Regions from separate parts of the Homo sapiens genome. Here region 1 is linked to region 2. Evidence: chromatin loops called from intact Hi-C (ENCODE). Cell type or tissue: IMR-90. All regions are shown on one strand. Each heading gives the region's core, and the rest is flanking DNA. Links, peaks and the distances in the headings are about the cores only.

The links. Peaks named below come from ENCODE experiments on the same cell type or tissue, not always from the same donor. Only the 100,000 strongest peaks of a DNase experiment are listed, where the experiment ranks them.
Region 1: it touches region 2 in a loop (2.8-fold over the local background); 5 of 110 quality-filtered maps call a loop at or near these places.

The regions. Positions count from the first base shown.
Region 1 is chr17:58,708,126-58,713,503 of GRCh38, reverse strand. RAD51C (RAD51 paralog C) reads right to left here. Exons shown (of 9, transcript NM_058216.3): 5 at 3,514-3,645. Among named protein-coding and RNA genes, the nearest start is that of RAD51C, 18 kb to the right of the region's middle. In IMR-90, for the core only: a CTCF peak has its summit at 2,344 (motif pointing left); a DNase peak (open chromatin) is centred at 2,343.
Region 2 is chr17:58,656,729-58,662,106 of GRCh38, reverse strand. The region is part of intron 1 of TEX14 (testis expressed 14, intercellular bridge forming factor); the gene reads left to right. It overlaps IGBP1C (IGBP1 family member C), which reads left to right. Exons shown (of 2, transcript NM_001395966.1): 2 at 278-1,683. The coding sequence starts at 508. The coding sequence ends at 1,530. It overlaps LOC124904122 (U1 spliceosomal RNA), which reads left to right and starts at 2,802; the gene lies at 2,802-2,958. RefSeq lists enhancers at 398-899, 2,762-3,532, 3,664-4,216. In IMR-90, for the core only: no CTCF peak of the experiment used is centred there; DNase peaks (open chromatin) are centred at 2,606 and 2,986; H3K4me3 peaks cover 922 bases; H3K27ac peaks cover 277 bases.

The sequences.
Region 1 (5,378 bases), core at 267-5,266, 51 kb before region 2:
CTGGGTGTGGTGGTGTGTGCCTGTGGTCTCAGTTACTCAAGAGGCTGAGGTGAAAGGATTGCTTAAGCCCAGGAGATTGAGGCTACAGTGAACCAAGATCATGCCACTGCACTCTAGCCTGGATGACAGAGCGAGACCCTGTCTCATAAAAAAGAAAACCCAAAAACAAATACAAATACAAAAAAAACCTATGCTACAGTCATACAGCAAAATACTATGCAGCTGTTAGTGTAAAGCAGACTTATAAGTAGTGTACATGGAAAAAAAAAGTAGTATACATGGAAAGATGTTCACAATATATTAAGTGAAAAACAGAAAACTGCTTTGCATAATAGCATGTATAATATGACCTCATTTTCATTTCTTTTTGTGTTTTTGAAGACAGGGTCTTGCTCTGCTGCCTAGGCTGGAGTGCAGTGGTGCGATCTCAGCTCACTGCAACCTTTGCCTCCCAGCCTCAAGCAATACTCCCACCTCAGCCGCTTAAGTAGCTAGAACTATAGGTGCATGCCACTATGCTTGGCTAAGATTTTTTTAAAAATTTGTAGCGATGAAGTCTCACTATATTTCCCAGGCTGGTCTCAAACTCATGGGCTCAAGTGATCCTCCCACCTTGGCCTCCCAAAGTGCTGGGATTACAGGCGTGAGCCACTGCGGTGGCATGACCTCATTTTCTTTTTTTTTTGAGACGGAGTCTTGCTCTGTCGCCCAGGCTGGAGTGCAGTGGCGTATCTCAGCTCACTGCAAGCTCCGCCTCCCGGGTTCATGCCATTCTCCTGCCTCAGCCTCCCGAGTAGCTGAAATTACAGGCGCCCGCCATCAAGCCTAGCTACTTTTTTGTATTTTTAGTAGAGATGGGGTTTCACCGTGTTAGCCAGGATGGTCTCGATCTCCTGACCTCGTGATCTGCCCGCCTTGGCCTCCCAAAGTGCTGGGATTACAGGCGTGAGCCACCACACCTGGCCTATGACCTCATTTTCTAAAACGTAAGTTTGTATATGCATGAAGTCTGCAAAAATATTTACACCAGACAACAATATTTACACAATCTCTGAGTAATGAATAATCGCTTCCTACATTTTTTATTGTTTAGAACTTTTTTTTTCTTTTACAAAAAGCATACATAACTTAAAATTTCTTTTTTTTTTTTTTTTTTTTTGAGATGGAGTGTTGCTCTCTCGCCCAGGATGGAGTGCAGTGGCGCAATCTTGGCTCACTGCAACCTCCGCCTTCTGGGTTCAAATGATTCCCCTGCCTCAGCCTCCTGAGTAGCTGGGATTACAGGCATGCCACCACGCCTGACTATTTTTTGTATTTTTAGTAGAGATGGGGTTTCACCATGTTGGTCAGGCTGGTCTCGAACTCCTGACCTCATGATCCGCCCACCTCAGTCTCCCAAAGTGCTGGCATTACAGATGTGAGCCGCCGTGCCCGGCCAATTATTCTTATTTTATGTATTTTTTTTTTTAGAGATGGGGTCAAGCTTTGTTGTTCAGGCTGGTCTCAAACTCCTGGCTTCAGGCGGTCCTCCCACTTTGGCCTTCCAAAAGTGCTGGGATTACAGGTGTGAGTTACCACATCTGGCCTTAAAATTATAAAATACATTATCAAAAGCCATACATGTTATATATATGTTAATTGGGAAAAAAAACCTTCAAGCAAAGAAATTATAAAGTAAGAGAGGGAAAGTGTGTCCCTAACCCTACAAAATCCCATCCTTTGAAGAAGCCAAGTCTGGGCACAGTGGCTTATGCATGTAATCCTAGTACTTTAGGAGGCTGAGGCCGGCAGATGATCGCTTGAGCCCAACCTCCGCCTTCTGACCAGCTGGGCAACATGGTGAAACCCCATCTCTACAAAAAAAAAAATACAAAAATTAGCCGGGCATGGTGGCATGTGCCTCTAGTCTCAGCTACTAGGGAGGCTGAGGTGGCAGGATCACTTGAGCCCGAGATGTCGAGGCTGTGGCGAGCCCTGATTGTACCACTGCACTTCAGTAAGATTCTGTCTCCAAAAAAATAAAAAAGAAGTAGCCACTGTTAATGTTTTGGTCCTTTCAGATCTTTCTCTTCATATATACAAATATAAATGCATACATATAATTATAAGTTTTCTCTAAACTGAGGTAACATTAAATATATTTTATATACAACTTAAATTTCTTCACTCAATAACATATATGTATATATCTTCTTCCATGTTAGGACGTTTATATTTACATCACTCTTCTTAAACACTACCTACTATTTGATGTTATTGTTTGGATTGCTTTTTTAGTCGGAAAAGGTGAAGCTATTTCTGTTAAAAACATAAGGAACTATGCAACCTATTAGTCTTGAGTGCCCCCTACTGGAGGCTCTTCACTGATATTAACAAAAGGCTAAATTACAATTAATTTAAGCAAAAAGTAATTCAAACACAGGGCACTATGCTTTTCAGCATATGGCAAAAAAAATTGGAAATTCAAAGAAAAAAGTATGCTTTAAAATGACTTTACTGAGGAAGTTCTTTATTTACTTATGATGTATTACAGGTATGTGCTAAGGTCTCTCTAATTAAGGTAAAGACAAAGAAATCAAGTTAAGCAGTTTGACCTTACATCTTACTCCCAGACAAATGTGTGTATTTGTGTCAGTGGTGGGATGTGGATTCAGGGTGGGAAGTAATGGCAAACAAGCAGTTAAAGAGGAGTGAGGTAAAACTTTAAAAAAAAAAATCTCTTCCCTTCTGAGCCGATATTTACTTCTCTCCTCACATTTCAAATCTTCAAGAGTTATTTAGCTCTACCTCAAAGCATCTAGGTTGTTTACACCGGTTATGTTTCAATCCATCTGAATCTGTGATTACATACCACATAATAATCAAAGACTCAAAGGAGAAGAAAACCAGGGATGTTGGAAGAGTTAACCTGAAAAACATCCAAAGTATATTTAAACAAAGAAGACACTGCAATTAACAAAGGTGGCATTTCTTTATCAAACAAAGTCCTTTTTTTTTTTTTTTGCCTTGAGACGGAGTCTTGCTGCTGCCCAGGCTGGAGTGTGATGGCGCGTTCTCCACCCACTGTAACCTCCGCCTCCTGGGTTCAAGTGATTCTCCTACCTCAGCCTCCCGAGTAGGTGGGATTACAGGGGCATGCCACCACACCGGGCTAATTTTTGGTTTTTTTTTTTTTTTTTTTTTTTTAGTAGAGACAGGGTTTCACCATGTTGGCGAGGGTGGTCTCAAACTCCTGACCTCATGATCCACCTGCCTCGGCCTCCCAAAGTGCTGGGATTACAGGCACGAGCTACCGCGCTCAACCACAAAGTCCATTAATTATGCTTGTTATTTTCCAGGAAAACTGACACTTATGACCAGAATTTTTTAATGGAAACCAACCAAACGTAACTTTACTCAAAACTGCATGTCTATATTATTTGTCAGGCAAACGCTATTTTGACATTTCTAGACATTAACATTTTATACAGTCTTGACTTTGTTATAAAACTCTCTTCACTAGTTAATACTTACAGCTAATCTGTGATTATTTGCAAGGCTGATCATTTGCTGGGCTAGGCCATTTAATAACCGAGTACGAAGAGACAGGTCATCTAGGTCATGACGAAATGGAAAAGCAATACCATCCACTATCACTAGTCGAACCTAAATACAGAAGAGATAATATTAGATTTGTTACGAAAAATAAAATAATAATAATAAAAATGCTCTCTCTCTCCAAGAGAGCAGGGACCTTCTCTCTTATTTACTATATTCTTCTGTCTTATTTACTATATCATCCCCAATGCCTGGAACAGTAAATAGCATATAGGAAAGGAGGTGTCAATTAATACTTGCTAAATGAAGAAACAAATACTCTAAATAAAACAACTTACTTAGACATTGCTTCATAAAAGCCTCTTCTTTAATCCAACCCTTACTAGATAGAAAAAAACATAGCATTGGAAAAACCATAGTCCATTACAGGAAAAAACCTTAAAACCCAGGGCTTTATTTCCAACTGTCTAAAGTATGGCTTTCTTTTGGAAAGTTACAAAGCTGTTCAGCCAGTGCTTTCTGCAATAATCACTAAAAGTTAAAACGGACTCTGCTTTGATAATTTCTCAACTTTAAAAAAGTAATTCAAAGGCTGGGCGCGGTGGCTCACACCTGTAATCCCAGCACTTTGGGAGGCCGAGGCAGGTGGATCACGAGGTCAGGAGTTCAAGACCAGCCTGGCCAAGATGGTGAAACCCCATCTCTGCTAAAACTACAAAAATTAGCCAGGCACAGTGGCAGGCACCTGTAATCCCAGGTACTCAGGAGGCTGAGGCAGGAGAATCTCTTGAACCCTGGTGGCAGAGGTTGCGCCACTGTACTCCAGCCTGGGCGACAGAGTGAGACTTTGTCTCAAAAAAAAAAAAAAAAAAAAGTAATTCAAAAAGAAAAAGGAATAATTATAATTTTCTTTAACTTGCCACTGTACACAGTCTTTACTGATAAAAAGCACATTTAAAGTCTTTGTAAAACATTCTGAAAAGGCTTAAAGAAAAAGTCTTGGTAAAACAACACATTTGTCAATTAAATATACCAATTTTACCTTCCGGGTTCTTTTTATGTTTCCTAAAACAAAAAACAAAAAACAAAAAAACCTTCAGGCTGGGCGCGGTGGCTCACATCTGTAATCCCAGCACTTTGGGAGGCCGAAGCAGGTGGATCACGAGGTCAGGAGTTTGAGACCAGCCTGGCCAACGTGGTGAAACCCTGCCATGCACTCCAGCCTGGGGGACAGAGCAAAACCCTTTCAAAAGAAAGCCCCCCCCAAAGCAAAAAATAAACAGTGAAGTTAGAAAAATAAACCAATATATAAACCTTAAGATCCCCAAATCAAAAAGAATCTGGAAACTAACCCAAATGTAAACAAACAAAAGACTCCAATGCTATGTTTTTTTCTATCTAGTAAGGGTTGGATTAAACAAGAGGCTTTTATGAAGCAATGCCTAAGTAAGTTGTTTTATTTAGAGTATTTGTTTCTTCATTTAGCAAGTATTAATTGACACCTCCTTTCCTATATGCTATTTACTGTTCCAGGCATTGGGGATGATATAGTAAATAAGAGAGAAGAATATAGTAAATAAGAGAGAAGGTCCCTGCTCTCTTGGAGGTTATGTTTTAGTGGAGTAAGGGACCATTAATATGCAAACAAACACACAAATAAGGTAATTTCCGATAATTATAAGAAAATGAAACTGGTTGAAGTGATGAAGAACAGGTGAACACTAATAAAAAGCACAAAAATGCAAAAAAAAGTGGCATTATAAAGACTGTGAAAAGGACACTTGTTTACAGTAGAGAGCTGAAATAAAAAGGCAGAACATGACCTTGTTCAACGTCAGCTG
Region 2 (5,378 bases), core at 97-5,096:
TACTTTTTACATCATACATACACAGATATAGACATACAGGAACACTCGGTTTGTTACCAAATCCGGGCCTGATGCTACTTCCCTGTGTGGCAGGAACTGCAGATACTTGAATCTTGGCAAAGTCACTTTGGGGGTCCCAAAGTACAGGGGGCAGCAGTCGAGGGGCAGAATAGCCTGGGTTGGGGGTAGCTGCATTTTTACATGCATTCTCTTATTCAGTCCTCACAGAAATCTTGTGAGCCAGGAAGGCAGTATTATTCCCACTTTACAATTTTAGGAAACGGAAACAGAGAGACAAAGTTTGACGAAGACCCGGAGTGGAGCAGCGATTCAGACCCGGCACAACCGACTCCGTTGCCTTCCCCTATGCCGCCCCCAACGCCACCGCCTCCCTGACTGCCCTGCCGTGCAGCGCCCGATTCAGACTGGTTGTTAGAAATCTACGCCAGAATCTTTACGTGTGTCCAGAAAGGAAAGGAATCAACATTTCGCATCAGCCTTCCCAAGATGGCAGCTGCTGAAGACGAGTTCCTGCCGCCGCCGCGGCTCCCCGAGCTGTTCGATTCCAGCAAACAGCTTCTGGACGAAGTCGAAGGAGCGACTGAACCCACCGGTTCCCGAATAGTCCAGGAAAAGGTGTTCAAGGGCCTCGACCTCCTTGACAAGGTTGCCAAAATGTTATCGCAGCTTGACTTGTTCAGCCGAAATGAAGATTTGGAGGAGATTACTTCCACCGACCTGAAGTACCTGATGGTGCCAGCGTTTCAAGGAGCCCTCACCATGAAACAAGTCAACCCCCGTAAGCGTCTAGATCATTTGCAGCAGGCTCGCGAACACTTTATAAAATACTTAACTCAGTGCCATTACTATCGTGTGGCCGAGTTTGAGCTGCCCCAAACCAAGACCAACTCAGCTGAAAATCACGGTGCTATTACCTCCACGGCTTATCCTAGCCTCGTTGCTATGGCATCTCAAAGACAGGCTAAAATAGAGCGATACAAGCAGAAGAAGGTGTTGGAGCATAAGTTGTCTACAATGAAATCTGCTGTGGAAAGTGGTCAAGCAGATAATGAGCGTGTTCGTGAATATTATCTTCTTCACCTTCAGAGGTGGATTGATATCAGCTTAGAAGAGATTGAGAGCATTGATCAGGAAATAAAGATCCTGGGAGAGAAAGACTCTTCAAGAGAGGCATCCACTTCTAACTCATGTCACCAGAAGAGGCCTCCAATGAAACCCTTCATTCTCACTCGGAACATGGCGCAAGCCAAAGTATTTGGCGCTGGCTATCCAAGTCTGGCTTCCATGACAGTGAGTGACTGGTATGATCAACATCAGAAACATGGAGTGTTACCAGATCAGGGAATAGCCAAGGCAACACCAGAAGAATTCAGAAAAGCCACTCAGCAACAGGAAGATCAAGAAAAGGAGGAAGAGGATGATGAACAAACACTCCAAAGAGCTCGAGAGTGGGATGACTGGAAGGACACCCACCCTAGGGGCTACGGCAACCGACAGAACATGGGCTAATCTTCCCACAACACCGCAGGACTGCAGGGTGCACACCTTCCCCGCCAAGGAAAACCATGCAGCCTTCCCCTCCCTGAGCTCCCCTACAGCTGTGTAAAACGAAGGCAAAGATGCTTAATGTTGCTTTGAGTTCAATAAAGTGTTAAATTATTATTATTATTTTATTTATTTTTTTGAGATGGAGTTTTTTACTTGTCGCCCAGGTTAGAGTGCAATGGCGCGATCTCGGCTCACTGCAACCTCCACCTCCTGGATTCAAGAGATTCTCCTGCCTCAGCCTCCCGAGTAGCTGGGATTACAGGCGCCCGCCACCACGCCCAGCTAATATTTTGTATTTTGAGATGAGGTTTCACCATGTTGGTCAGGCTGGTCTTGAGCTCCTGACCTCAGGTGATCTACCCGCCTCGGCCTCCCAAAGTGCTGGGATTACAGACGTGAGCCACCGCGCCTGGCCTAAAGTGTTAAATTATTAAGCGTGTATTTGTACCCTAGATGATGTGAGCCATCAATCTAGTTTTGGCATCATCATCCTCATCCTGGTGTGTTCCAATTTCTTAAGTGGAATGAAAAGAGCACTGAGGGCCAGGCGCGGTGGCTTATGTCTGTAATCCCAGCACTTTGGGAGGCCGAGGTGGGCGGATCACCTGAGGTCAGGAGTTCAAGACCAGCCTGACCACCATGGTGAAACCCCATCTTTACTAAAACTACAAAAATTAGCCAGGTGTGGTGGCAGGCGCTTGTAATCCCAGCTACTCGGGAGGCTGAGGCAGAAGAATTGCTTGAACCTGGGAGGCGGAGGTTGCAGTAAGCCGAGATCACGCCATTGAAAAGCACTGAGAAATAGGTTTGGATAATTAATGGCTGTATGAATTCTCTGAAAAAATAACAAAAGTTACTTCTATTATATGAGCCTGTGCAGAAAAAAGAAAAAAAATTTCTTATCACACAATGCGATTTCTTTTGAATCCTTGGGAGCGGCAGCTAGAGCGAACCGATCCGTAAGGGAGTTCAGTCAGATCGTACAGAAGCAGGTGGTGACGTTACTATAAGAGGCGGGCATATGTAGATAGGGGCGCAGTGATTGCCGGTTCTAGTGCGTTCTTCGCGGGAGAAATTTTCTAGCGAATACCAAAGAAGGTGTAGTCTGAGATGTGTCATACGAAGAAGCGGTAGTTTCGAAGCGATGCCTAAAAACAACTCATAATACAATTTGCCATGAGTATGTTGTGTGTTGAGGACGATGGTAAGGTATTAGCAATATTAAGTAAATAATGTCTTTGTGGCGGGGGAGAGACGCTGTTGGTCCTGATAAAGTGTTTTTCTTGGGGGAGGGTTTTTACTATGTGTTTGCTCCCGCGATTTCCCCGAATGAGAAAACTCGGCTGCATAACTTGTGGTAGTGGGGGACTGCTTTTGCGCTTTTCTGTCCTGTGATTGAACTAGTTTAAAAGACGGCTTGTGTGTTGTTGCGTGTGTTTATTTTCAGAGTTGTTGTAGTGGCGCGCGTTTGGTTTTGGAGTTGTGGTTATGACCTTACGTCTTCTTAGGTTACGGTCTGTTTTAATTAGATGCTCGCTAAGTATTTTATACCGTTTCTAGGAAGGGTGGAAAAATAAGCCAGACTGATGTGGTACGCACCTGTGCTAGCTACTCGGGAGACTGAGGTGGGAAAATCATTTGATCCCAGATGGAGACTTAATGAGCCAATATTGTGCCACTGCACTCCTGTCTGAGCGATAGAGACCCTATCTCAATGAAGAAAAGTAAAAAAAAAAAATTCCTGGGTCTTCAGGTGGGAAGTTAAGTACCTCATCCCTTGTAGTTCAGTTTTTCTGTGCAGATAAATTTACCAGTTTGCTATGTTAGCCTTTTGTTCTGGTGGGATGAATTGCTGAGGGTGGCTAAAGCCTGTAAACCCAGCACTTTGGGAGGCCGAGGTGGGTGGATCACTTGAAGTCAGGAGTTTGAGACCAGCCTGGCCAACATGATGAAACCCTGTCTCTACTAAAATACAAAAAAATTAGCCAGGCATGGTGGCGCACATCTGTAATCCCAGCTACTTTGGAGGCTGAAGCAGGAGAATCGCTTGAACCCAGGAGGCAGAGGTTGCAGTGAGCCGAGATCACACCACTGTACTCTAGCCCGGGTGACACAGTGAGACTGTCTCAAAAAAAAAAAAAAAAAAAAAAGCCGGTGCACAGGTGGTACACACTGGTACAGGTGGTGCATGCCTGTAATCCCAGCTACTTGGGAGGCTGAGGCATGAGAATAGTGTAACCACCCAAGGGGTTCACCTTGCCTGCTGCCTAGACAGAGCCAATTCATCAAGACAGGGGAATTGCAATAGAGAAAGAGTAATTCACGCAGAGCCAGCTGTGCAGGAGACCGGAGTTTTATTGTTACTCAAATCAGTCTCGTGGAGCATTCGAGGAACTGAGTTGTTAAGGATAACTTGGTGAGTAAAGGGAAGCCAGTGAGCCAGGAGTGCTAATTGGTCAGGGAAGAAATCACAGGGAGTCAAAGCTGTCTTCTTGTGCTGAGTCAGTTCCTGGGTGGGGACCACAAGATCAGATGAGCCAGTTTATTGATCTGGGTGGTGCCAGCTGATCTATCAAGTGCAAGGTCTGCAAAATATGTCAAGCACTGATCTTAGGAGCAGTTTAGGAAGGGTCAGAATCTTGTAGCATCCAGCTGCATGACTCCTAAACCATAATTTCTAATCTTGTGGCTAATGTTAGTCCTACAAAGGCAATCTAGTCCCCAGACAAGAAGGAAGTCTGCTTTGGGAAAAGGCTGTTACCATCTTTGTTTAAATTATAAACTAAGTTTCTCCCAAAGTTAGTTCAGCCTACACCCGGGAATGAACAAGGACAGCTTGGAAGTTAGAAGCAAGATGGAGTAAGTTAAGTTAGATCTCTTTCACTGTCTCAGTCATAATTTTGCAAAGGCTGTTTCAATTGTTTGAACCCCGGAGGCAGAGGCTGCAGTGAGCCGAGATTCCACAACTGCACTCTAACTTGGGTGACAGAGCAAGACTCTGTCTCAAAAAAAAAAAAAAAAAAAAAAAAAAAAAAGCATTTCCCGTATTGCCCAGACAAAATTATAATATACACATGACAAAGACACAAACACCAGTTATTCCCCTCAATATCTGAGTTTTAACCTGGTAAAACAGACAAGAGGTTCCCTCTGAGTGAGGCCTGTTGAGCTTCTGCTAGTGATTCCTTCAGGATTCCACCCCCTGACACACAGACAAGACAAGAACAGGCACAAGCCCTCACAAATCAGAATTCTAAAACCAGATTTGGGCCCAGCGTGGTGGCTCATGCCTGTAATTCTAGCACTTTGGGAGGCTGAGGTAGGAGGATCACTTGAGCCCAGGAGTTCGAGATCAGCCTGGGCAACATAGTGAGACCTCATCTCTATTTTTTAAAAATAATAATAAATAAATAAAAATAAAACCAGATTTGGCCAGCATGGTGGCTCACACCTATAATCCCAAAACTTTGGGAGCCTGAGGCAGGAGGATTGTTTGAGGCCAGGAGTTGAAGACCAGCCTGGGCAATGTAGCAAGATCCCACCTCTAAAAACATTAAAATAAATAAATAAAACCCAATTTTCTTTTTCTTTTTTTTTTTTTTTTTTTTTTTTGTGAGATGGGAGTTTTGCTCAGTCACCCACGCTGGAGTGCAATGGCATGATCTCGGCTCACTGCAACCTCCACCTCCCAGGTTCAAGTGATTCTTGTGCCTCAGCCTCTTGAGTAGCTGGGACTACAGGTGCTTGCCACCACGCCTGGCCAATTTTTTTCTTTTTTTTTTTTTTGAGACAGAGTCCCTGTGTTGCCT